Linked DNA regions of Mus musculus: all the other regions are linked to region 2. The links are chromatin loops, found by intact Hi-C in ENCODE. Cell type or tissue: left cerebral cortex. All regions are shown on one strand.

What was found. Peaks named below come from ENCODE experiments on the same cell type or tissue, not always from the same donor. Only the 100,000 strongest peaks of a DNase experiment are listed, where the experiment ranks them.
Region 1: it touches region 2 in a loop (4-fold over the local background); 2 of 42 quality-filtered maps call a loop at or near these places.
Region 3: a loop joins it to region 2, with 3 times the contacts of the local background. A loop is called at or near these places in 2 of 42 quality-filtered maps.

What each region holds. Positions count from the first base shown.
Region 1 is chr3:33,738,916-33,746,915 of GRCm38, reverse strand. No RefSeq gene overlaps it. Among named protein-coding and RNA genes, the nearest start is that of Gm42203, 51 kb to the right of the region's middle. In left cerebral cortex, no CTCF peak of the experiment used is centred here; DNase peaks (open chromatin) are centred at 4,053 and 4,584; H3K27ac peaks cover 1,732 bases.
Region 2 is chr3:33,392,910-33,400,909 of GRCm38, reverse strand. Gm24780 (a small nucleolar RNA gene) reads left to right here and starts at 7,711; the gene lies at 7,711-7,853. In left cerebral cortex, no CTCF peak of the experiment used is centred here; DNase peaks (open chromatin) are centred at 1,462, 2,378, 3,481 and 7,362; H3K27ac peaks cover 4,992 bases.
Region 3 is chr3:33,655,582-33,663,581 of GRCm38, reverse strand. No RefSeq gene overlaps it. Among named protein-coding and RNA genes, the nearest start is that of Gm42203, 32 kb to the left of the region's middle. In left cerebral cortex, a CTCF peak has its summit at 4,777; DNase peaks (open chromatin) are centred at 4,774 and 5,131; H3K27ac peaks cover 1,324 bases.

The sequences.
Region 1 (8,000 bases), 350 kb before region 2:
GCGTGAACATGGGGGCCTTAATAATGGCCCAGTAAAGTAAAATATAGTAACTGGGAATATTCTGCCTCTACATTTCGCAAACTGGGGAGACTTTTAAACAATAAATGAGGGAGTCTCTCGTAGCCTGTCTTGTGAGAGAAGACAATAGGGCATGGGAGCAGATGGATCAGCCAAAGTGCCATGGAAACAGACTGAGTCACATTAACTATTTATCCTTCCTTGACATAAAGGTTTCATAATCAGTCATTATCAGAAAAGTTCCCTTGGACTGGCTCATATGGGCCATTATGGTTGCTTGGCTACCTAACTGAGTTCCTTATGAGTATCAGGGACTGGAGGATGAGAAAGGATGAACATTATTGAGAGAACTGGAAATTAAGGAAACAATATTTGATTTACCTATCCAGTTGGAACTTATCCTTCAGAGAGTTAAGGAAGAGGTTTTCCCACAGGGGTTATAGGGATTGGGATAGAATTTGGTGGTTTTACTGGGCTTCATGGTTGGACATAGTCCTTGAAGGGTAGATAGGGGCTCTGAGTGATCTAATTGATTTCAGTTACAATGTAAGTAAAATATGTAATAAAGCATTCAGGAAGGGATGGAAAAAAAGGCAAAGCAGATTATGGGGCAGATTTAGGTCACTAAGTAGCAAATGTGGCAAGATTTTAGTGGGGCTGAATTTCCTAGGAAAAATTGACAGCAAGACAAATTCAGTGTCTTTAAGCCTCTGGAAAATTTCAAAGCCAGAGAACTAATTTATTAGTAGGGCAGAAAGAATAGATAATAGGGAGATGAGAAAGATTACACTTCTCTCAAATTTGGGCAATTATTTCCCCAGAGTATTCTGTATACATTACTTTCTGGGGTTTGAGACTTCTTATCCAGCCCAGGACTTCTTCAGCAGCCAGGTATAGCTGATGCTAGAATGTATGAGAGCACAGGGCTTTGCTCCCCTTTGGTCTTGGGCTAAACTGATGAGTACAAGCTGGCTACGTTGAGATGTGAAGTGGCTCTACAGCAGTGTTTCAAGTATGAAAATCCATCCACACTGCTGGAACCAACATAGTTCATTTGCTGCACTCGTCTTTATTCATACTTCCTTTTAAGTTTTTTCATAGTCATTCAAGACCAATTGTTACTTGCTTTGTATGAATGGCCATGGACCTTCAAAGACCCTGCTCAACTCTATAAAAAGGTTTCTTATACAAAGAATGCTTGAGTGATATGGAAAAGATACTCCTAGAAGCCAAGTGTTTATTGGATGAAAGATCTCGGCCCCAAAGAGGCTACATCTAAAGGTTATGCTGGTCAGGGGCTATTGCCACTGCTGTTGGTTGAATTTGATAGACCTACTACTGAAGTCAGAGCATACTCTGGTTGTTGGGCATGGAAAAACTAAGCTTGAATACTTCTGGAAGTACTCTTTCCTTTGTCTGCTTTCATAATGCCTAAAAATATTATGTCAATTGCTAAGGTGAGAACGTTTGTCAATGGTTCTTTGCACTATTGACTCTGCATATGTCAACCTGCAAGGCAAAATATGCTCTTTGGTACAATGATAGTGTGATTGGTATTTATGAAACCATTTTTTAAAAACTGGGCTAAAAGCCTGCTTCATAAAATAGAACCCATGTTTGATACCATGAACTAGGGAAAGCTTGTGATCCAGGACTTAATAAAGCCCAGAAGAATGACTGCCGATATTATTTGATTAAATGATGTCATATGGTATTAAATCTCCTTCCAAAGATAGTGCTTCACACTCATATGTCAGGTTATTGCTTCTGTCAGTTCTGGGCAGGGAAACTCATTTTTGCATTGAGCAGCAGTTACCATGGAGGATTCATAACCAGTCAAAATAAGTGATTGTTGCTGTGGAATGGTGGTCCAATGCTCAGTTATAAATGGAAGAAAATAATTAAATACATCTCTCACCTCCTCCAAGGCTCAGAGAACATCTTAAAACAGGATCGAAAAAATGAAAGAGACTAAAGAATGGGTGAAACCTTGTGTAGTTTTTCCCCTCAGCATTGAATTGGTCATTGTTAGTTGTCTTTGTTTACTTGGCTGGGCTTAGCATCATCTAGGAGACAAAATTCTCTATTTGTTTGTGAGGATGTTTTAAGAGAGGTTCAACTGAAAAGAAATGACCCATCCTAAATGTAAGTGTCATCATCTATGGGGTCGCAGCTGAATAAATAGGGAAGGAGACGACAGGTAGGTGAGCACCAATGCTCATCCTTTTTGCCTCTTGAGTAGGGACAGTGTGACAGTGGCCTCACATTCCTGCTGCTGTTACTTCATGAGCTAAAATAAATCCTGTGTCTTAAACTTGCATTTTTTTTTTTGTATTTGTTCATACCAATAGAAAGGTAACTAATACAGGAATAATTCCTCCTGGAGTACAGAGGAAATTTTCTTTTTTTTTCCTTTTTTTTAATTGGATATTTTCTTTATTTACATTTCAAATGTTATCCCCTTTCCTCGTTTTCCCTCTGAAAATCCCCTATCCCCTTCCCCCTCTCCCTGCTTCCCAACCCACCCACTCCCATTCCTGGTCCTGGCATTCTCCTATACTGGGGCTTAGAACCAGAAGAAATTTTCTAAAACTAGAAAGTTCACAAAATCCTCAAGAAAGTTATAAGATTCACCAGATCTCTTTCATGAGGTTTCATAATCAATTAACAATCACTAGAGTGAAGAAGACTCTTTGGTGGCACTGCTTGCAAGCTGTGCAAGAAACCCCAGCTGCCTTTGAGTTAGCCATGCTCTTGTAAGTAACCTTAAAAAATTGGTTCACTAAGCTAATCCCATTTCTTTGATTCGTTGTTATACCCTGTCTTTTTTATTAGCACTTCCCCAGAAAAAGTAATATAGTATAAAATTACAGTCTTACAATTATGAAGAATGTAACAAGTCTATGAATAATTTAAGGGATACAAACATCTATGTATCTATGTATCTATGTATCTATCTATCTATCTACTAAAAAGCTAAAGAGCTCAGAGATTAATACAAATTGTAATACCAGATTTAAGTAATACTTAGTAAATTATCTGGTAGCTCACCAGTAAGCAGCTCACAGGCATTCAAGAATGAGTATATAGTATCTTAGGTTATAAACTAATTCTTAACAATCAAATAAGGGACTCATGATTTTGAACCAGGCCTTTGCAGCTCTGGGTAGGGCAGGGGAATTTTTGGGATGCTTCTGCAGCAAAATAAAGGCAATTCCAAATCGAGATAAGATTTAAACCAAGGCCTTATCTCAGTTATCTGAATTTCCTCAGTGTCCTTCCTCTCAACGAAGAGGCAAGATGAAGACAGACATAAAACTTAGGAGGCCTAATCTTAGACTCAATTGTTCTGAGTCCTATTGCCTTCACACTATGCTTCCAGTACACTGGTAACCTGCTGTATTATTTATTCTAGTACTCTGATAACAGGCCAAATAGTGGGTGAATATTGGGAATTTTTGAGGTCCTGTACTTTCTCTGAAAGCTGATGTCTGAAGGGGTCTCTAGTCTTTTCTGACTAGAAAGGCCTGTCTTTCTCTTTCATTGGCTTTCCTCTTAGTGCCTCTGACTTGTTGCATCAGTTTCTGCTCTGAGCTTCAATTGAAATGTGAAATTGAGATTTAAAGCCTTCTAGACCACAGAAAAAAGCCAGTGACTGGATTTTCTTGTTTAGTGTCTCAGCAAGTGTGCTTCTCATTCTGTCCTTTGAGGAGCCCTTTTCCGATTGTGATTCTTCTAAACTGAGATTGCTATTATGCTAATGAAACTAAGCCTAAGAATCTATGCCAAAAATTTCAGCTCTTTCCATTGGAAACTTGCTTTTGAATAGGCCCATTTCTTCCCCTTTAAATATCTAACTTTCAGACTCGCCTTGCTCTGTTTTATCAGACAATGCTGGGCTTTGGTTATATTTCAAAAATTTAGCTAATCACTAGTTAAAGTGCCTGTGATTGTTTAGTCAAGAGCAGAGAGCAACAAATACGGATACTCAGCCTGCTTTCTCCTTTGTGTAAGATCTAGGGCCTCAGCCCAAAACTGTTTCTAAGTGGGGGTCTTCCCACCTCAGTCTAACCTAATCACTATCGTCCCTTACAGGCGTGGCCAGAAGTTAAACAGTCTCTCATGGGTCTGCATGAAGCCTTGTCTTTCACATAACTCTGGATTCTGTCAAGCTAACAATTACCTAAGCATCACAGAAGCTTAAAGTTTCTTTGTCAGTAAAATAATATAGAAATGCTTCACTTACTGATTGTGGTAGAACAAAAATAAAGCAACCAAATAAATAACATAAAAAACCCCACCCAGCCTATAAGGAATAGGGCCAAAATACTGAACTCAGGTCTGCTAGATTGCAGTCAATGCGGTTTCAATTATGTCTATTATGCAACAGTGTCTGAAGTCATCCCTTTGAGTTCCTGGTTAGTTTATACCTTATAAGGTCAGTTAGAATAACTCACTAATGCGCAAACCTGCAATCTTTGTAACTTTGTCATTTGTATTTTTTTTTATCCCCTCCACCCCCTGGTACTTAGAGAAGAATATCGCAGATGTCAGGAAGCAACAGGCATGTTCTGTAGCCAGAAATCAGCACCCACGTGAACATCAGTTGCCTAAATGTTTTCTTTCATATATCTTGATATTTCTCAGAAGCACACCATCTGTTCTTAGAATAGACAACCAGAAAATATCTGGTAGTTTTTCTTATCTCTTGTAATGAATTATGTTTGTTCTTATGCATATGTAATCAGCTTTTGAACCAGAATACAAAATCCCTACCACCTCATTCCTGCAAAGGAAGGAGAGGTGTGCTAACTAGTTTAAATATGAGGAAAGGACACAGAAGTCAGGAGCTTCTGATCAAGTGCCAAAAGATGTCACTATGTGTTCTTTTATACAGGAGCTAGAAAAACTGAATTAGAAGTAGACTATTGAATAGAAGAGATTGGGAATGGTATATGCATGTAGAGCAAAAAGGGGCAGCTGACTAGATGTGTACATGTTATATGTCTGTATGGAAATGCATACTGAACCTCATTAATATGTACAGTTAACATGAGTTAAATACTTGTACAAGTGCTGTGCTCAAGGCCATAGTCTCCTTTAAGATACAGGCTGAACCAATTGCCATGTAGATACATTTAGTTTTCATGGTGGAATGGATGAAAACAGGGATGAGGTTCATGTTGGGCGTGAATCATTTGTTCCTGTAAGTGACACTTGATTTCTGAAGTCTGAAAGATGAGTGGCCTCTCACTGAGGGGAGAGAAGCAGAAGGGTGAAATGCTCTAGAGGAGGATGTTCATTGTACCTGTCTCATCCTTTCTCCTTCCTTTGCTGTAAGTTCATGACAGTGCCAGGGATAATATGCAACATGCATGCATAGCATGGTTCTATAGATGTTAAAAGTACTGAAACATTTTTTACTTTGGTTGGTAACAGTTTCTACTTTATATAGAAAATAAATATGAAGTAATATATATATATATGTAATATATATATATATATATATATATATATATATATATATATGATATAATTTTAGTAGAAGGCTAGCAGAGAGGCCAATTTTAAATCTTTTGCAGAGAATTAAATACTCAGTCTTGGTTAACAAATACAAATAACCGTTGCTCTTAATACTGTCTTGAAAATTGCGAGCTAACTCTTATGGTTGAACTGACAAAGAAGATAAGTTAAAAACTTTAAGTTTTAGTTTGTTTGTACATATGGATGATAAGTCATAAATATCATAATGAACTATTTAATGAGAAGAAAGGGTTGTATCTACTATATTGCCTTCATAGCCATTCACTGGATAGCTATTATTTCCACCACTGTTCAATGAGGAATTGATGCCTTTAGAAAATGAGGATAGGGCTTGTAGCATCTTTCCCAAACTACTGCAAGAAATATGTGCTTGCTTTTCAGCTTCTGTATGTTAGGTCAGCATCTATTTGCTTTTCCACTAGTAAGAAGCTGAGTTTCTGGAAGCAGCAGTCTTTCCTTTCCATACATAATGTATGCATATCATCTAATTACTGCAGGTTTTAAAAATATGCATTGTCAATAATTATTCCAAAGTTTCTATCTGGGCTAACAAACTTCAGTTGTAGCTAGCAATTTATCATTGTAATGATGACTAGACAGTACCTGGAGGACAAAAGACTGATGTACAGGTTGCTTTTGTCATTCAAAAAGAAAAGAATTCTAGAATGCTTCCAAAATTGTTATGATCAAGAGAAGCAGGGGGCGGCTTTCATTCATCTTCTCCACATGATGTGGGGTTTTAATGCAGTCATTAGCACAGTGTATAATGCTAATGAATTAACTCTTAGCCAGCAAATACTTACAAGCTATATTTTGGCAACAAACATACAGAATACAAGTTCAAAGATCCCAGGAAGTTCTACTCAGAAATGCTAAATATATCCCTATGGAAGAAAAGTAGGTAATGAGACATGAAGAAACATGTGGAATCTTGATAGGAAAGGAAATCAGTGAAAATATCTCAGACCATCATTGGAAGGAAGGAGGAAGAGTTGAGTTCTGCCTCTAGTTAGAAAGCAAGGTGCTATTACGGGCAGGTTGCCTGAAAATAAATGAGAGGTGGGTTATAAGTCCATTCAGATTCTGACAGGGTCACCATGTAAATCTCCTCCACGGACCCTTTGAGTATCATAACATCAGAAAGTGATGGGGCACAGAGGAATTAATTCATTTGCTTAATATTTATTGAGCATTTTCCATTATAGCTGGCATGCCCAGGCACTGAAGATAAAGTAGTTAAGGAAGCACCATCATCTCTGACCTTAAGGTTATTATCAAATGAATTATTAATCCGATTTTGGATAATGGCAAGTGCTAAGAAGAAAAAAAGAGTTAGAGAGCTTGGGCACATGAACGAAAGGTTGAATTATTTTAGGGAAGGTAGTCAAAATTGCTTTTTGTGGAAGAGATATTTACTGAAACATGACTGATATGAATACATCAGCTATAGAAATGCCTTTGGGAGGAGAATTCCAGGCAAGGAAGAAGATCTGAGGCAGGCGAGCACAGACATCCTGGGCAAGATGGGGAAAAGAATACTAGAGAATTATTGGTGCTCCACAGTCAAAGATAGTCTAAGAAATTGGTCCAGATTGAATGCTATTGTTAGACACAATTTTCTACGTTATCTGAAGACATCTGATCATCATTACTAAATCACCCTGCTGGGAGTTTGTCACCAAGGGTCCAGTAGACACATGGTATTTTCAGTCTGTTATCTGGAGCCAGTCTGAATTAAAATATTGGGTTTGCCACTCATTGTATGTGTGACATTGATATGTTTAAACATCTATTTATCTTTAGTTATGTGAATGTGTGTGCACCTAGTTGTCTTTATGTGTACCACATGCATATAGTGCCTTTGGAGGCCAGAAGAGAGCCCCAGGTCCCCTGCATCTGGAGTTATGGGTGTTTGTGAACTGTCACATAGGTGCTGGGAGCAGAACTCTGGCTTTCTGCGAGAGCAGCCAATGCTCTTAACCAGTGAGTGGTGTTATAGGCCCTAAATTTGTAAATTTATACAGCTCTATGTACCTCAGTTTCTTCATCAGGAAAATGAGGGTTAGACATCGTTTACTCCATGTAGCCTCAGTGTTAAATTCTCCACAAGTTCATGTGTGGTTCTTGCGAAGACATTTTATAAGGTTATTGTTGCTATTATCACACAGTTTTCTGCCCACAAGCCATTCTTATGTTCTAGACTATTATTATCAACAATTGGAGTAGTCTGTGTAGAGCTTGAGAGCTTTCTTTTATGTATAGGGATCAGTTACATTATTTAATTTCAGCAGTTTCAACTTCTTTTTTAATTCTTTTTAGAAAAATGAATGTAGAATCTAGGTTACAAGAAGGTTAAGCGAGCTGACTGAAGTTCCAGCATTAATTAGCAGCTGAGCTGGGATGCCTACTTTTGCCAACTTTGTTCATTTTTATATCCC
Region 2 (8,000 bases):
TCAAGGAAATCTCAAGGTCAGAGTTATATGTTAGGAATTGGTAAAGAACAGAGGATTTGAAAAGACAGCACAAAGATTATTCAAGGGTATGAATCCTTAATATGATGGACTCCGATCTGGTCATCAGAACCTAGAGTAGCTGAGGGTAATCTGAGCTGCTCACATATTCATCTGTATAGTAAATTCCTTCACTAGACTTGAGATTATCAGGGAGATGCTGTACATGGTATGGTGACATGTAGAGGTCAGAGGACAACTTCTGGGAGCCAATAGCTTCTCCCTTCCACCTTATTGAGGTATTTTTCTTGAGTCTATGTTGCATATTCCAAGCTAGCTGTTCCCCTAGCTTCCAGCTGATTCTTCTGTACCCTGGAGTTGGTGTGTAAAGCTTCAAGCATCACAGCTGACCACATGAAGTGACCAGCACTCAACACTTAGTTGCCACTGTCAACAGAATAATGACCTGGTCCCCATAGCCTACCACAGGAATGCTAGGGGTAGAGATGGGGACCACTGCTATTGGTTTTTATCTGTGTTAGGGTTTGCAAGCATTATTAGTCTTATCTGCTGAGCCATTTCTTAGGCTCCAGCTAGTTTTAAACCAATCTCACATTACTGCCATCATCGGCATTTCTGCCCCTGGTTTGCTAAACTCTCTCAGCACAAGTCCTCATCAGGACCTCTTCAACCTTTTCCTTTCTAATACTTTCTCTTCTTATAAAGTAGACCTTGCTTTCCTGCAATTATTTCTGAACTTATTTCGTTCTTTGCACAGCCAGCTCCTAAGAAAGCCGTTTGCTGTTCAGTGCTTCTCATTTTCAAATTTACCTCTAGGTTGGGCTCTCTCAGAAGTAGACCAGCACAAGGATTCAAGGGCAAGGAGCTAATTTGAGTGACAGATCCAGAGAATACTTTAGGGTGGAAAGGGAGATAAGAAAAAGAAGAAAATCAATGCAAGGGCAGCCAATCATGCCGGTGACTCTCAAATAGGATCCACCTCTAAGCCCATGCTCATAAATGCACTAAGTGCTTCTGACCACATATCTATGTCAACTCAAACCCAGCAGCTACATCTATACTAAGCCCACCTCTCCCAATCCCTGCATATATGACATTGAGTTATTTAACAACATCTCTGAGTTCTAGATAACGCTTGCATAAGAACAAGAGCAGTGCCATAGGTTTAAGTTGGGGCTCTTTGTGTTAAGCAGCAAGCACTACAGGGGACACAGGAAGCAGCCAGCATTCAATCACTAGCTGCCATCGTTAAGGGAATAATGGCCTGGTCCACAAACCACCTCGTGACCGTGCATTTCCTGTGCACAAACAACCTTGTGACTGTGCATTCCCTGTCTTTGTTCAAGGCTCTGCCATCAACCCACTTGCATCAGAAATTTAAAAATCATCTCAGAATCTTTCTCGCTCTCAAACATCAGGCGCCACATTCTGCCAACTCTTTAACTCCCACGTTTTTTCTTAAATTTGTCATTTCCTCTTCATCCTTCTTCCTCTGCCTACTGCCAGCTCTCATAATTTCTGACTTAGAATTTCTTGGGGGGGTGTTCGCACGGTATGCAATACCAAGCATAGTGTCTGACAGAAACTAATAATGCAATAAACATCTGAGCGGTTTAACCAGCAGCAAAGCATCCCTGTCATCACAAATGACACCATGCTTCTCCTAAGTACCTAAGAGTCCTTGATTCCACATTTTTCTCTGAGGCACACATTACACATGACTAATCTCGGTGCCTCTTTCGGCACACTATCCTGTGCTGGAGTCCTAACCCTGGGACTCTCACATATCCTCCAGTTGTCCTTCTCTTACTGCTCAGTGTGAATTCTACACTTATATGATTATTGTTCTCTCTCTCTCTCTCTCTCTCTCTCTCTTTGTGTGTGTGTGTGTGTGTGTGTGTGTGTGTGTGTACACAACATGTTCAGAGGTCAGAAGACAACTGCAGAAGTCAGAGCTTTCCTTACAAGATCTGGGTCCCAGTGAATGATCAAACTCAGGTTGTCAGACTTACTCACTGAACTATTTCCCAGTCCCCTATCAGTTTCAGGTAAATTCTTAATAAATACCGTCCTCAATACTCTGAAGATTTTTGTTAATGTTTGTCACCTTAGCCTTTCCCACCTTTTCCTTTTCTTAATTTGCTTTGGCAAAAAAATGAGCTTTGCGCTGCAGCTGGAGCATGCCAAGGCTGTGGCTTGTTGCCAATTCTTTTCTTTTGTGGACCTGTTGTACGATCTTTGCTGTGATCATAAGAATAGATAACTATTCACCCAATAGAGAACACCAGCAGCAGACAAGCAATTCTCTCAGAATCTAGCTTGCTAACCTGTGAGTTTGTAGGCTTTACTCAAGGGAGTACTAGTGAAGAGTTTACTAACAGGAGCCTGGGTGTCTCAATGGCACAAAGCCCATCCCAGCCCTGGCATTCCCTGAGCCACCTTCAGACAGCTCCACTGCCGTCTTCTCTCTCTAGCTCCAGGATTTTGAAACATTCCAAGTTCCATATTTTTCATCAACTTTCTACTCTCATATACCTTCCTCCTCCCTCTTAGGAGGAAGAGACTGTATAAGGAGAACCCCTCTTCCCTGGGTCTTTCTGTAGATGTATCTTTCTCATCATTTGTGCAACAACTCACCACACTTATCTCACTAGTTGATTTATATTTTTACGTCTTATTGTCTGGTCCCACTCCTAGAGTATAAGCTACAAGACTCGTCTCATCAGTTACATAGAGCTGAAGGCAATGCCTAGCACATACTAAATTTCAATATACTTTTGTTGTTAAATCTTTCTTAATCCCTAACTCTGTTTAAAAATAGGCTCTTTAGGACAGTTTTAAAGGATAAACAACACAGATATTAACGAAGAGAACTTGAATGCATATAGGTAAGGAAGGAAAATTAATTTCCACACATGGGTAAGGCAAACTATTAAAATACTTTTGCCGTCAATTTTTAATTCAGTCCATCCATTATCATTATGATACGGAAGGAGGAAAGGTCTAAACGACTTCAATATAGACAATGGCTATGTGCTGCTGTGTGCTGAGCAAACACGCTTCAGCAACATGAGAGACCACCACTTTGATCAGAAAAGACCCACTTCTGTTAGCCAAATAACTTTTGGGTTGAATATGGTAATAATGAATGCTTTCTCTCCTGTGTTCCCCAGCACTGAATCTATGAAAATTTAACATTGTTCTAGCAGAATAGTCATGGAACGGCACATTCAAAGTGATGCCACTTTGGTAGCATGAGCTGAAGTAAGGGACTTGGAGGCATTTGGCACAGCACAGTGGGCAGGTGCTTATGGTGTCAGGGCCATAGGCTGCTCAGCAAACAGCAGGTGTCTCAGCCCTGTCTCTGCGGTGGCTCCATGCTGCTTAACCTGGAAATCCTCAGCCAGTTTCCAAGGCTCCTTTGATTTCCCCTGAGAGTCCCTGTACCAAAAACAGCTCTTATGGTAAGCTTGAGCTGAGGAACAAATCGAGCTGGGAACGCTCCCATGATTCCCATCCCCAGAGAAGCTGCTGCTTTTAATTATAGCACAGATTTCGATTTCCAGCATGCTATTTTGAAGAAAAAAAAACATGGGGGATGGGAATAAGGAAAAGAAACTACCAAGATATTTTTTGAAAGCAAAGTCATGAGTCGGGGCTGTGGTGATGGGCGCAAGAGCTGGGGCCAACCATGGCATATTAGTCAGGGTTCTCTAGAGTAACAATTTATAGAATGTATATATATATATATATATATATATATATATATAATGTGTGTGATATTAGAATATAAAAGATATTAGAATGACTTACAGGCTAAGGTCTAACTAATCCATCAGTGGCTGGATAGGAACAGATTGTTCAAGAATCTAGAAGTTACTCAGTCCATGAGTCTGTATGACTTTATATGCTGTAATCCCAAATAAGTAGATTCTAATTCTTGAAGTAATTGCCTTGCTAGCAAGATGAGGGCAAGCAGGCAAAGTGCAAAATCTCCCTTCTTCTATGTCATCATACAGACTTCCATCTGAAGGCTTGGCCCAGATTAGATCTAATTTAAAGATCTGGATTAAAGGCCTGTCTACCCATCTCAAAGATCCAGATTAGAAGTGGATCTTCCTACTTCAAATTAAGCAAAAAGTTCCTCACAGGTGTGCCCCCCTATTTTGGGGTTCTAGTTAATTCGGGATGTAGTCAAATTTACAACCAAAATTAGGCATCACAGTGGCAAGAGAATTTAGAATCACAAAACCCTACTTGAGTTCTAATTAGGTCAACCCTGATAAGAGCTGTAGGAAGTCTCCAGACAAAGATCTCACGTCTCTATAGCTAAGACAAACTTCTTTTAAAAGTCCAGATACTTGCCAATCATAATAATACAGAGCCAGAGAAACAGTCTCTCTAATGCCTCTGAACTGATTTAGAGGTTGAGAAAAACAGATGTTTGTAGTGTGAAATATTCTCAAATGATATTGATGGATAGTGCCTATCTTCTCTTTCAGACTTCATGTTAAAAGTACAAAGCAGTGTCTACAGTGGCAGGAATCTCCTTCTGATGTCACCAGTGTTCCTCTCTTCTTTCAGGACACTCAGGTTGGCCCTATCCCCAGCCCCCAGCATAGTTCAATGGGACTAAACTTTAGTCAAGAGAATGAGAGGAAAGGCTGTGTCTGACCTTTTAAGGTGGACCCACAAACCCGCTGAGGATAGTGATCATTGTAGTTCTCCCTTCCAGACAGATACAAGTAAAACCAGTGACATTGAAATCAGCCGCTGGAATACAGGATGGAAGAAATAAGGGTGTTTGAGTCCTTTGGTGAAAAACCATGCTTTCAGGGTTGCACTGCATGAGAAACAAACTTCCTTTGTCTAGTCGCTGGCGAGGGGACTTCGCTCTCATTTCTGTTAGCCTTGTCTTTACAAATTCAACAGGTTCCACTTCCTGCTCAGAAATGAAAGAGTCCAGAGAGTCTTGTTTCTCTCCTGCTTTTCATTAAAAATTGCTGAGAATTTTTAAAAGGATTTTTAATCTCATTTTATACACTTTCACTCTGAATGCAACTTTCCAACTGTAATTCCCAATTGGGAAAATTTTGTTTCCAGTGGGTGTTACATAACTGCACAAAGGGCTGAGAGCTTTCTGATGGGAACTTTTCTGTGTGTGTGTGTGTGTGTGTGTGTGTGTGTGTGTGTGTGTGTTTCCCTGCACTGATAACTTTTTAGGTTAGTTAGCAATGAAATTTAAAACTGTGGGCATATATTATAAGGGAAATAAAGATAAGATAATTCATTATGCTAATTTCAAGTTTCCAATCATCAGCTCCAAATGGTCTGCCTAATTAAAACACCTCTCTGAGAAGTGGCTCCCAAGCGGTCCAGACACCAGTTTTACATTATCAGCCCTTTACATTGTGAAAATGTTCATTGGAACCTTCTCAGTGCTGTGTGAAATTATAGATTTTCTAGAGATGCAGTCATTTCTCAGTATAAGACTCCTTTATTCCCAAATCCTATAAATTTCATTTCAATGTGTGTGCCTGGTTCCAGACCAAGGTTTTCTTATAAGGAGTTAATCAATCATAGTTCTAAAACTGTACCATGCAGACAAGAAAACAAACTGTTCTCAGGTTTACAAATTGAAGGTTATGGAAATAAATCCTAAGGTGTTGACTCATGCATGCAGCTCTGTGACTCTATCAGCACTCAATTTGTGTATGTAAATATTCACTAACCCCTGGAGGTTTATAAGTGAATGAGAATTCTTGTAGAGAAAGGCAGACATAGTCCTCTCAGTGAAAGTTGGAAAAAAAAAACTCCTAATTGTGGTAAACTGCTTTCTTTGGAACAGAGATAACAGATTGAGTCTTGGTCAAGACACATGACAGCTTTGTTGTCAGATTGCTTTCCTTTGGGATTAGTCTAACTACCCAATACTCTGAGTGTCTGATCTTTATTAAAAGTAATTGGATATTTCAGAGTATTTAACATTAAGCCAGCAGGTGAGTCCCAGATGCCTCTCTGGGTAAATCTTCATTCACCTCTAGTCTTTCCCCAAGCTCCTCCTTCCTTTGCCAGGTTTCCTTCCCTCTCATCCCATTTTACTGATCCCTCCATCCCACTACCCACATAACAAAGGACAGTGATTTAAAGTATCTCACAGTTGCTGATTATCTATGTTTACCTTACAGCCTCACCTTATGCCATTTGCCAACTCAAAGCTCTCCTGGAGAAGGAACACTGGGGTGCAGTTGGATGACTTTAAAACTTAGTCACTAACAAATAGTCTAGGTTAACTTGTCTTTGGACTTTTAAAATACCTGTAAAATGAATCTATGGCAAAAATAAGGTGTAAAAAGAGTCCCTCCTGGAAGCCTATCTGGAGTTGGGAAATGGGTGGGCCTGATCTAAACAAATTATATTAAAGTATGAAATACCAGAGAATCCATTTTTAAAATTCCTTAATTCAGTGTTGTTGATGCAAAAGACAGAGCTCTCAGCTGCTCAAAGGGAATAAGTAAGAGTTTATTCTAATTTCACACGTGAATGACCATGGCCCAGGAACACAGATTTTGGTACCCTGAAATTTCATGTTCCAGCATGGAATCAGTTTTGTGAAGTTTTTATAGGAACAGAACAAAGAAAGGTATAAGTCATGACTCGCTGAAGCACATAGGTGGGAACATCAGAGAGGTGATCACACCAACTTGAGAATCTCCCCTGCAGGAATTAGATTAGTTACCCAGTGACATTCCTAGTTTGGGGGGTCTGTGGGAGCTAGTTGCCTGCTAAGGTAATGGCGTCTAAAAGGATTTTATAAGTTAGTCACAGGATATTAATTTTGGCACAGAGATGGACAAGGGATGGATAAGGGACGGTTATTTGGTTACTCATGGGGCTAAAACTAGCCCAGATAAGGTAACTAGGCTCAGAACCTGCCACACTCTCACCCCTCTGTGTTACTGAAGTTCTAATCAGCCAGTTAGTGCGGCTTCAGACACACCTCTTTTTTCTTTCTTTTTCTTCAGAAGTTCTCCTTCACTGTCCTTGGCTTTACTGTCCTTGGTTGCTTTCTATTGCTGTGATAATTATCATTACCAAAGCAATTTTGGAGAGGAAATGGTTTACTTCATCTGATAGCTACTAGTCTATCATGAAGGAAAGTCAGGGCAGGAACTCCAGGCAGGAATCTGGCAGCAGGAGCTGAAGGCAGAAGTCATGGAGGAGCACTCTTACTGGCTTGCTCTCCACAGCTTATTCAGTTTCATATTATACAGTCCAAGACCACCTGCCCAGGAGTGGCACTGCCCACAGTGGGCTGGACCTTCTCATATCCATCAAGGACATCCCCCACAGACTTGCTCACAGGCCAACCTGATGGAGGCATCTTCTTCAGCGAGATTCCCTCTCCAGATGATTCTCCATATGTCATGGCGACAGAGAAGTAACTAGCCCAACAATGTTTTCCTTTTCTGAATAAACCCAACCTCTCTCCCTATTCCCTGCTCCCTCCCCCTCCAAAAAAAAAAAAAAAAAAAAACCCATACACATTAGAATCTCTGAAAATGCTCAAATTCAGTAAGTTTTAGTGCTTTGAAAGTGCTAGACACAAAGGAGAACAGATACAATCTCACAGCAGATCCAAGACTTCCTAAAAGCTGTGTCTGTCCCCCGACCCACAACCCCTCTACCTGTTGTTCTGGCAATGGGCAAAGAGACACCTTGTTGGTGGTGGTGTTTTTATATCAGTCAGGGGCAAATCAGATGGCAGTACTTTGTTCATCCTAGCTTGATGCCTGGCTTGATGGTCAAAGCTGTTTTATGCCTAGGACTCATAAAAATCAAATCAAACCCAGGCAGCACAGCATGGGAGGAGGAAGACAGAAATCTGTGTTCCACCATGTGACTCAGGTATAGGTTGGGAAAGATGCCCACAGTGCCCCTCGACCCACTGCACAGGCAGGCCATAGACACCTGCCTGCCAA
Region 3 (8,000 bases), 260 kb before region 2:
ATCATATCATCTGCAAAAAGTGATATTTTTACTTCCTCTTTTCCAATTTGTATCCCCTTGATCTCCTTTTGTTGTCGAATTGCTCTGGCTAATACTTCAAGTACTATGTTGAAAAGGTAGGGAGAAAGTGGGCAGCCTTGTCTAGTCCCTGATTTTAGTGGGATTGCTTCCAGCTTCTCTCCATTTACTTTGATGTTGGCTACTGGTTTGCTGTAGATTGCTTTTATCATGTTTAGGTATGGGCCTTGAATTCCTGATCTTTCCAACACTTTTATCATGAGTGGGTGTTGGATGATGTCAAATGCTTTTTCTGCATCTAACGAGATGATCATGTGGTTTTTGTCTTTGAGTTTGTTTATATAATGGATTACATTGATGGATTTTCGTATATTAAACCATCCCTGCATCCCTGGAATAAAACCTACTTGATCAGGATGGATGATTGCTTTAATGTGTTTTTGGATTCGGTTAGCGAGAATTTTATTGAGGATTTTTGCATCGATATTCATAAGAGAAATTGGTCTGAAGTTCTCTATCTTTGTTGGATCTTTCTGTGGTTTAGGTATCAGAGTAATAGTGGCTTCATAAAATGAGTTGGGTAGAGTACCTTCTACTTCTATTTTGTGAAATAGTTTGTGCAGAACTGGAATTAGATCTTCTTTGAAGGTCTGATAGAACTGTGCACTAAGTGCCATTCTTATCAAGGAAATCTGCCTGTTTCAGAGGGAAGACAAGAGAAGACTTGTTTTGCTCCTCCTGTCCTTCGCATGCTCTCTTTTTTCCACATACTCACATATCTCTGCCACTTAGAGCTGAATACAGAGTTCTTTTTTTTCCCTCCTGGCATCCTCTCAATGTAATACTCATTTCATGTTGGTCATCCTGCCAGACTAATAAAACATTGGATTATGCCATCAAATATAAAACAAACATATATTTGTCTGTTTAACAGATTTTATTATTCTATGTTAACAACTTCCTTGAAGACATATTTATCTTTTGAAGTGTTTTATTAGTGTATACTAATTATCCACATAATGGGTTTCATTGTGACTTTTCACAGAAGACATAATGCATTTGGATCACATTTACTCTCCCTTGCTGCCCTCCTCCTCCTCATCTCTTTCTTCCTTCTTTCATGTCTCCTCTTTCACGACCCTATGATTTTAATTAGTGCCACTTACAGAAACACAGACAAGGTATTATTTACAAGAGCATTGGCAATTCCCATCCCTGCATCATCAATGAAAGTGTCTCTCTTTTCCCCATTACAATTTGAAAAACTATGCATATTTTGCCTAAGCAATCATCATTATTATTTGTCTTATTTATATTTTTAGAGGCCTAGAAATTACATGGAGTTTACGTATGGTAAAAATATAGTTTCATAAGTCACCAGCTCTTACTCTGAGTGCAAAGCACACAGAATAACAAAGTGTCAAGTCTCTGGGAGAGACAACATTTAGTGTTCCTCCTTGTAAATAGCCTATTTGGTTTCATTGACTTAAGACCAGCTAGTTCTAAACTGAATGGTGAACTGGAAAAGTGCTAACCATTGTCTTAGATATTTTAAAAATAAAGCCCATATGAAACTGAACTCTTAGAGCACTTAATCTTGAATTCTGTATCTGTTGTCTCCTTTGACCTTGTCTTGTCCCTAGCTAAAATATCCGAGTTTTATTATGGCCCTATTAATGGTTGAGTCACATGAATGCTCTGAAAACCTTATTTACAACTGAGTAAATATTTGTGAACTAGATTAAATATGTAGTTTTGTGCTAGAAAATAAATCACACAAATCACATACAGGGAAATATTTCATTAGCTGACACCAGGATTACTCTTGTAAAAAGAATTATCTTGCTTAGAAACCCAACCTGATAAAATACTTTATCGTAGGAGGATGCTTGAGAGAAAGTATTCCAAATAATGAGACAAGGTTCGGGTAAGCAATTGGAGGAGGGCTGAAAAGTTATTTTATTTGAGTGAGATAGAGAGGTTCCCAAACCAGTATGACAGGAGGCTTGCAGACTCAGGAGGGAGTAATAAAATTTGACATAACAACAGCCAAATACTTAATACTATGCCTACTGATATCTCAGCTGGAATTGTTTGTGTTTCTGTAAGCCCCCAGAGGGGACATGGCTTACTGAGGTTAGTGTATGGCCCAAAACTATGAACCTTAAGGGGGATTTTAAGAAATATTAATAATGGAAATGAGGAAGAGCATACTATTTTGTTGATTTAGAGCAGAAAGAAAAGAATGAACATAGAAAATGAGACATAAAAAACAGTGATTTGGGGCTAGGGAGATGGACCAGTGCTTTTATTTATTTTGAATTTATTTAGTTATTTGACAGTTTCATGTTTCTTACAATATTTTTTTTTACCATATTCACCCCCTAATTTTTCCCATATTCATCTAACTTCATATCATTAAAAAAAGTCCTTCAAGACCAATTTTTGCTACTCCAAATAGTCTTGGGTGTGTGGACGTTCACTGGAATATAGTAAATTACCAGGCCCTCCCTGAGAGGTCTCTGTAAAGAGCTTTATAAAGTTGTAAAAGCAAGACATTGGGTTTGCCCTACAGAAGGCTTAACAGCTTTTTAGAGAGAAGAACTCTTCTATTGTATTAAAAGATAAAAAATGTATGGTCAGATACGTAGTTTACATGGAGGCGGTGATGTAGGTTAAAAGATCTCCAAAGCCTCAGAGTTGATCTTTAATCCAGATCTTGAGGTGGGAAGATGCACCTTTAATCTGGGCCACGCCTCTGCTAGAAGCCTATGGAAGAATGATGCTTTTCCTGTCTGCCTGCCCTTTCCTGACTCAGGAGCAAGGCCATCTATTCACTGGCATTAGAGACGACTTCTTTGGGATTCCAGTGTCTACTGAAGACCAGCTGAAACTACCAGCCGCATGCCTGAGCAACTTCTTGAACTTTCTGTTCATAGCCAGATGTACTGACTGGTTTTATGTGTCAAATTGACACAGCTGGAGTTATCACAGAGAAAGGAGCTTCACTTGAGGAAATGCCTCCATGAGATCCAGCTTTAAGGCATTTTCTTAATTAGTGATCAAGAGGGAAAGGCCCCTTGTGGGTAGGACCATCTCTGGACTGGTTGTCTTGGTTCTATAAGAGAGCAAGCTGAGCAAGCTAGCAAAGCATGCCAGTAAAGAACATCCCTCCATGGCCTCTGCATCAGCTCCTGCTTCCTATCCTGCTTGAGTTCCAGTCCTGACTTCCTTGGTGATGAACAGCAGTATGAAAGTGTAAGCCGAATAAACCCTTTCCTCCCCAACTTGCTTCTTAGTCATGATGTTTGTGCAGGAATAGAAACCCTGACTAAGACACCAGACATTGTTGGATTAATTGGACTACAACTTGTAAGTCATTCTAATAAATCCTTCTCCTACATATATACAGAGAGATTCATTCTATAAGTGCTGCTACTCTAGAACGCCCTGACTAATACAACTGCAAAAGAGATAAACCATATTGACCCATCACAAATCAAGGATTGTTTATGCATAAAGTGCATAAAAGCACCAGAGAAAGTCTGTATAAACTATCTCTGTACATGTTTAATAGAAAATGCAAGTAATGTATTTTAAAGTTCTAGAAATTCATTAAGGAAGGAAAAATAATGAGTTGAGTCTGGGGTTCCTGGGAATTCTGTTATTTGTTAAGTTACTATCTCTAGCAACTTTAATAAGGTCTTAGTTTTCATGTTCTGTAGAGGATGCATATATATCTCTGCTTTTAATGCAGAAACTGTGACCATCTGTATTTATTCCTTTTTACTTAATAAGATCCAGCTCTATTTCAGACTCTTGCTATCTTTTCTCTGAACTCTGGAAATAACCTCTAATTACTATCACTACCTTCTGTGCTTTGGCTCTGTAATGATTAACTTCTCCACTTCTCCCAAGAAACTAATATTGTTAAAACAAAACATGGGCTGTGTCATCATCAGAAATGAATTTGTTCATAGTTCTCAGTCACAATTTGATCTAAGCTTAGACAGTTTGCCTTGGTCTTCAAAACTTCAGAATCCATTTTTTTCCTATGGCTTAACTGTTGAGTCTCAGTGCACATCTTCCTTGGGTACACTCTCCATCTCCATGGCACCCTTCCATTATTTTTAGCTATACAAGCCTCATCATTCTGCAAAGTCTGATTTTGAAATGGGCTTTCACCTCAACTCTCCTGTGCTCTAGCTCTTTCCCAATCTAGCTAAGAAGTGTCATTCTTATTGTGAATGTCTAAACTTCCTCTCTAAACCTCTGTGGCAGCTCTATCTTCTGTCTTACACAACAAATATTGTACACTTGTTTAAACCACTTATACATCTTAAAGTCTCTACTGAGAAAGACCATACCATGCCATCTTTCTACCTTCCTAGCACCTTGCTAATGGTTGCCACATTAAACTCTGCTGCTTGGAAGGTGTATTTAATTCAACTCTGACTTGTCCAAAGAATTGTGATTGCCACACATCTTATTGGAAAAAGTTGAAGGATTTGAATACTTTCTTTGAGTTCCTTACACCTAAGCATTTGTATTTTTTAAGGTCATATTTTAGTGTAAATCTTTTACCTCGAGTTGATAAAACTGGACAGTGAATGGGAACAGTGACAGAAAAGGAAATGTACAAACTGTGCTTGTGAATATGTCGCGTTCAGGAGAAGGAAGTATCTGCTCCAGAAATATCTACCAGTTGAGACCCAAGAAGTCAAATATACCTAATCCTGCAGATCACACTCTTCCAACAGGAGGTGCTGAAAGGAAAGGAGCAGCCTGCCATCTGCTCGCCACCATCTGCTTCAGAAGACCTACTCCTCAGTCAGTGCCACTGGGGTTTCTGTTGCTTTAAAAAAATGATCATCATCATCAAGGACCCCAAATAAAAACATATGATAACATCGTCTCATAGATGTCTCAGATTGTGGTAGCTACTGGGTTTTACTAAGATATTTTCCCATTGAATTACATTCTTCAAGATATGTGCAATGTAGGGAAAAGGACATCGTCTGTGAGCCAGTAGCTTTCAGCCTGAACTCTACTTTTAATTTATGTGGGCATTTGCTTCTATCTCCCACCTTAAAATGCATCCTATGTAAAATAGGAATATATTTGCTTCCTGGAATGTGAACCAAAGTGTAAGCTCTGTGTAGGCAGGATCCTCCATTTCTTTCTGTTCAATGCTGCAATTTAAGAGTATAATCAGGGTATGGCATGGCATGGGGAAAATGTGACAAAACACTGATCAAAGCAGTGTTGAAAAGAGGAGGAATATCTATCTATCTATCTATCTATCTATCTATCTATCTATCTATCTATAGCTTTAAGTAGTTTCTGTGTTATCTATTGTGTTCTTGTACATTAGGTAGAATTAAATCATTAAATTTAAATAATTTTAGTTTTGTCTTAAGCAATAAGACTTTTGAAGTACCCTTATTCAAGCAATATATTTTAACACATGTTAAAAAAATTGTACATTTAGCTGTGATCTAAAATATTTGTATGTCCAGTTTGAGCATACTAATTAATAGTAAATTAAGTGGCAATGCTATCCTAGTGTCCCATTGAGGATATTAAATTAACAAAGCAACTTTGGTGTCATTTGACCAAGAGTGAGGCCATTTTTGAATTCTCTACTCCACTTCCCTGTGTCTTCCATCCTTCTCTCTGTCTTGAATGAGTCTGAATCTGTGCCTGCCTGAATCTGTTCCTGCTTCTGTGCATGTCACATTTGTGTGTGTGTGTCCAACAAAGGGCTTTGTTCTCTCTTGTGTTGAGCAACACAAAAAGTATCACATAGAAGGGAATGAGAGATGCTTTACAGAAATATGTGACAGTTTTACAAGTGATTAAATCACTGACTTCAACCAAACCCAAATGAATCAGATAAAAAACAATATTATAAACAATATCTTCATGTTACAGTCAACATTCAGAGTAGATACTCATTTTATAATTGCTTTTAGCCTGTTTTCAGCAAATGATTATCGTAACACACATGCATTACTCTTGGGTCAGAGGCATGAAAGGATACATACGTTTACAGCTTTGCATTTGCTTAAGTTATAAGAGTTGATACATGGGAAATTTAACACATGTAAGGTTGGTTATTATATTATTGTCACAAAGGTAAGTTAAACAGTCCAAGTACACAGCAGAATAGCAGTGTTATGTCTTATGTAACCTCAAGGGATATTATCGACTCTGGCTGTGAGATCCAGCAAAAGTTCCCGTGTCTTAGACTGTGAGACAGTTCCATCCTAATGCATGGCCATATTTTTGTCTGTCTCATTTCCCTGGAGAAATGGGGCCTGGAAACTTCTGTGTAGAATTGTCACTGTATGGTCATTCTTTGTGAAACAAAGAAGTGAAGATGTTTCCAGTAGTCAATTCACAAGCTTTTGTACAGAAGAATCTAGATAATGTAGATTATCGAAGAATCAGGAAACCAACTTGCATTTTCTTCTTCTTGTCTCAGGGGAGATGGAGAGAAAGATTTCATGTTATCATAGGGAACACAGTGAAGGTGGAAGCAGTTCACAGTGCTGTTGTGGGGGATATACACTCCATACCTTGAACTTGGATTGCAATAATAGACATGCATTTTTAAGTAATACTGCTTAGCCCCTGAACCTCCATTCCAGTTACTGTTGGAGAATGCAATCACATCACTAAGAAGTCAGCATAGATCCTGGTGAAATGTGTCTTGTCCTTTCTCCTTCTATCTTTCTCTCTTAATGGAATTTATGTTTAGATCAAGGCAGGATGGATGACGGTGGGGTGGGTGCTACTTTCCTGGCTCAAGCTTGCACTGCCTTCGAAATTCTTCGCAGGCAGCTTTTATCCTTTCTGCCTTCCCAGCTCGCTCCGTTCTCCTCTATCTGCTGTCTAGGAGTATACCAGACCCTGATGTGTGCAGCTGCCTGTAAAAGTAACTTATTTCTTCAGATGAAGTGATGAGATGAGAGCTGCCCAAGCTGTCCAAATATACAGCTTAGGCTGAGCCCAGAACATTTATTCCTCTGTTCTAACTATCTCTAGGCCTAGGCCTGAAAGCTTCTAGTCTCCATCCAGTCTGATCCTCCAAAATGACTGATTTAAACTGGCTTCTCACAGCTTCGGCTTGACCTCAAACTAACTTTGGGAATCTGTTCTTATCTTCTGGCTTTAATTCTCTGGCTGTTCTGTCTTCACCTGTGTCCAACTTGTTTTTACCGCAACCTGTGTCTAATACTCTCCTGGTAAAACTGCCTCCTCTTCTTCCTCTTCCTCCTCCTCCCATTTCTCTTTCTCCTCCTCTTCCCCTCTCTCCAGCCCCCCTCTCCCTACACCATTTCTTATGTTGTCTCTCTTTCCTATCTGTTCTCATGAGAGATTTGTTCATTCCATCAAATCTTTCTCTGGTTTGTCACTTTGTCTACCTTTCAATTAGATGTCATTTCACACACAGCTGCTTCCTTCTATAAACTTCTTTCCATTGTTTAGGATCCAAGGCGAGTGTCTGTATACCAGCCAGAGGAATTACTCCAGCTAGAGTGATTAAAGGTATGTGGCACTTCAGCATTCTAGCCAGATCATAAAGACCTAGAAGGTCTCTGGATGTGATACCTTTCCAGGGCTGCCATGTTGCTGGATTATAATTATTCTACAGCAGCCACCATGTTAATTGACAGTGACATCTCAGCAAAGCCACACAGTTCAGTCCAGTTGACTGGCTCTCCCCAGACTTCTGGCATTAGTCATGCCAGGGGGTGGAGTGCTCTTTGTGGCAGACCTTATCTGTGGGATGTCTTCAGAGTTTTTATGATGTCTACCTTGACTTTGGTGGCTCTCTCTCTCTTTCTTGTATTCTTCCCTGGTAAATCAGAGATCTTTTGCTTTGTGATTCCCCAGGCTTGTTTAGAATTTCTGTTTTATTCTCACCCACATGACCTGAGCCTTATGTCTGTACTCAGAGATGCTCACAATCATTC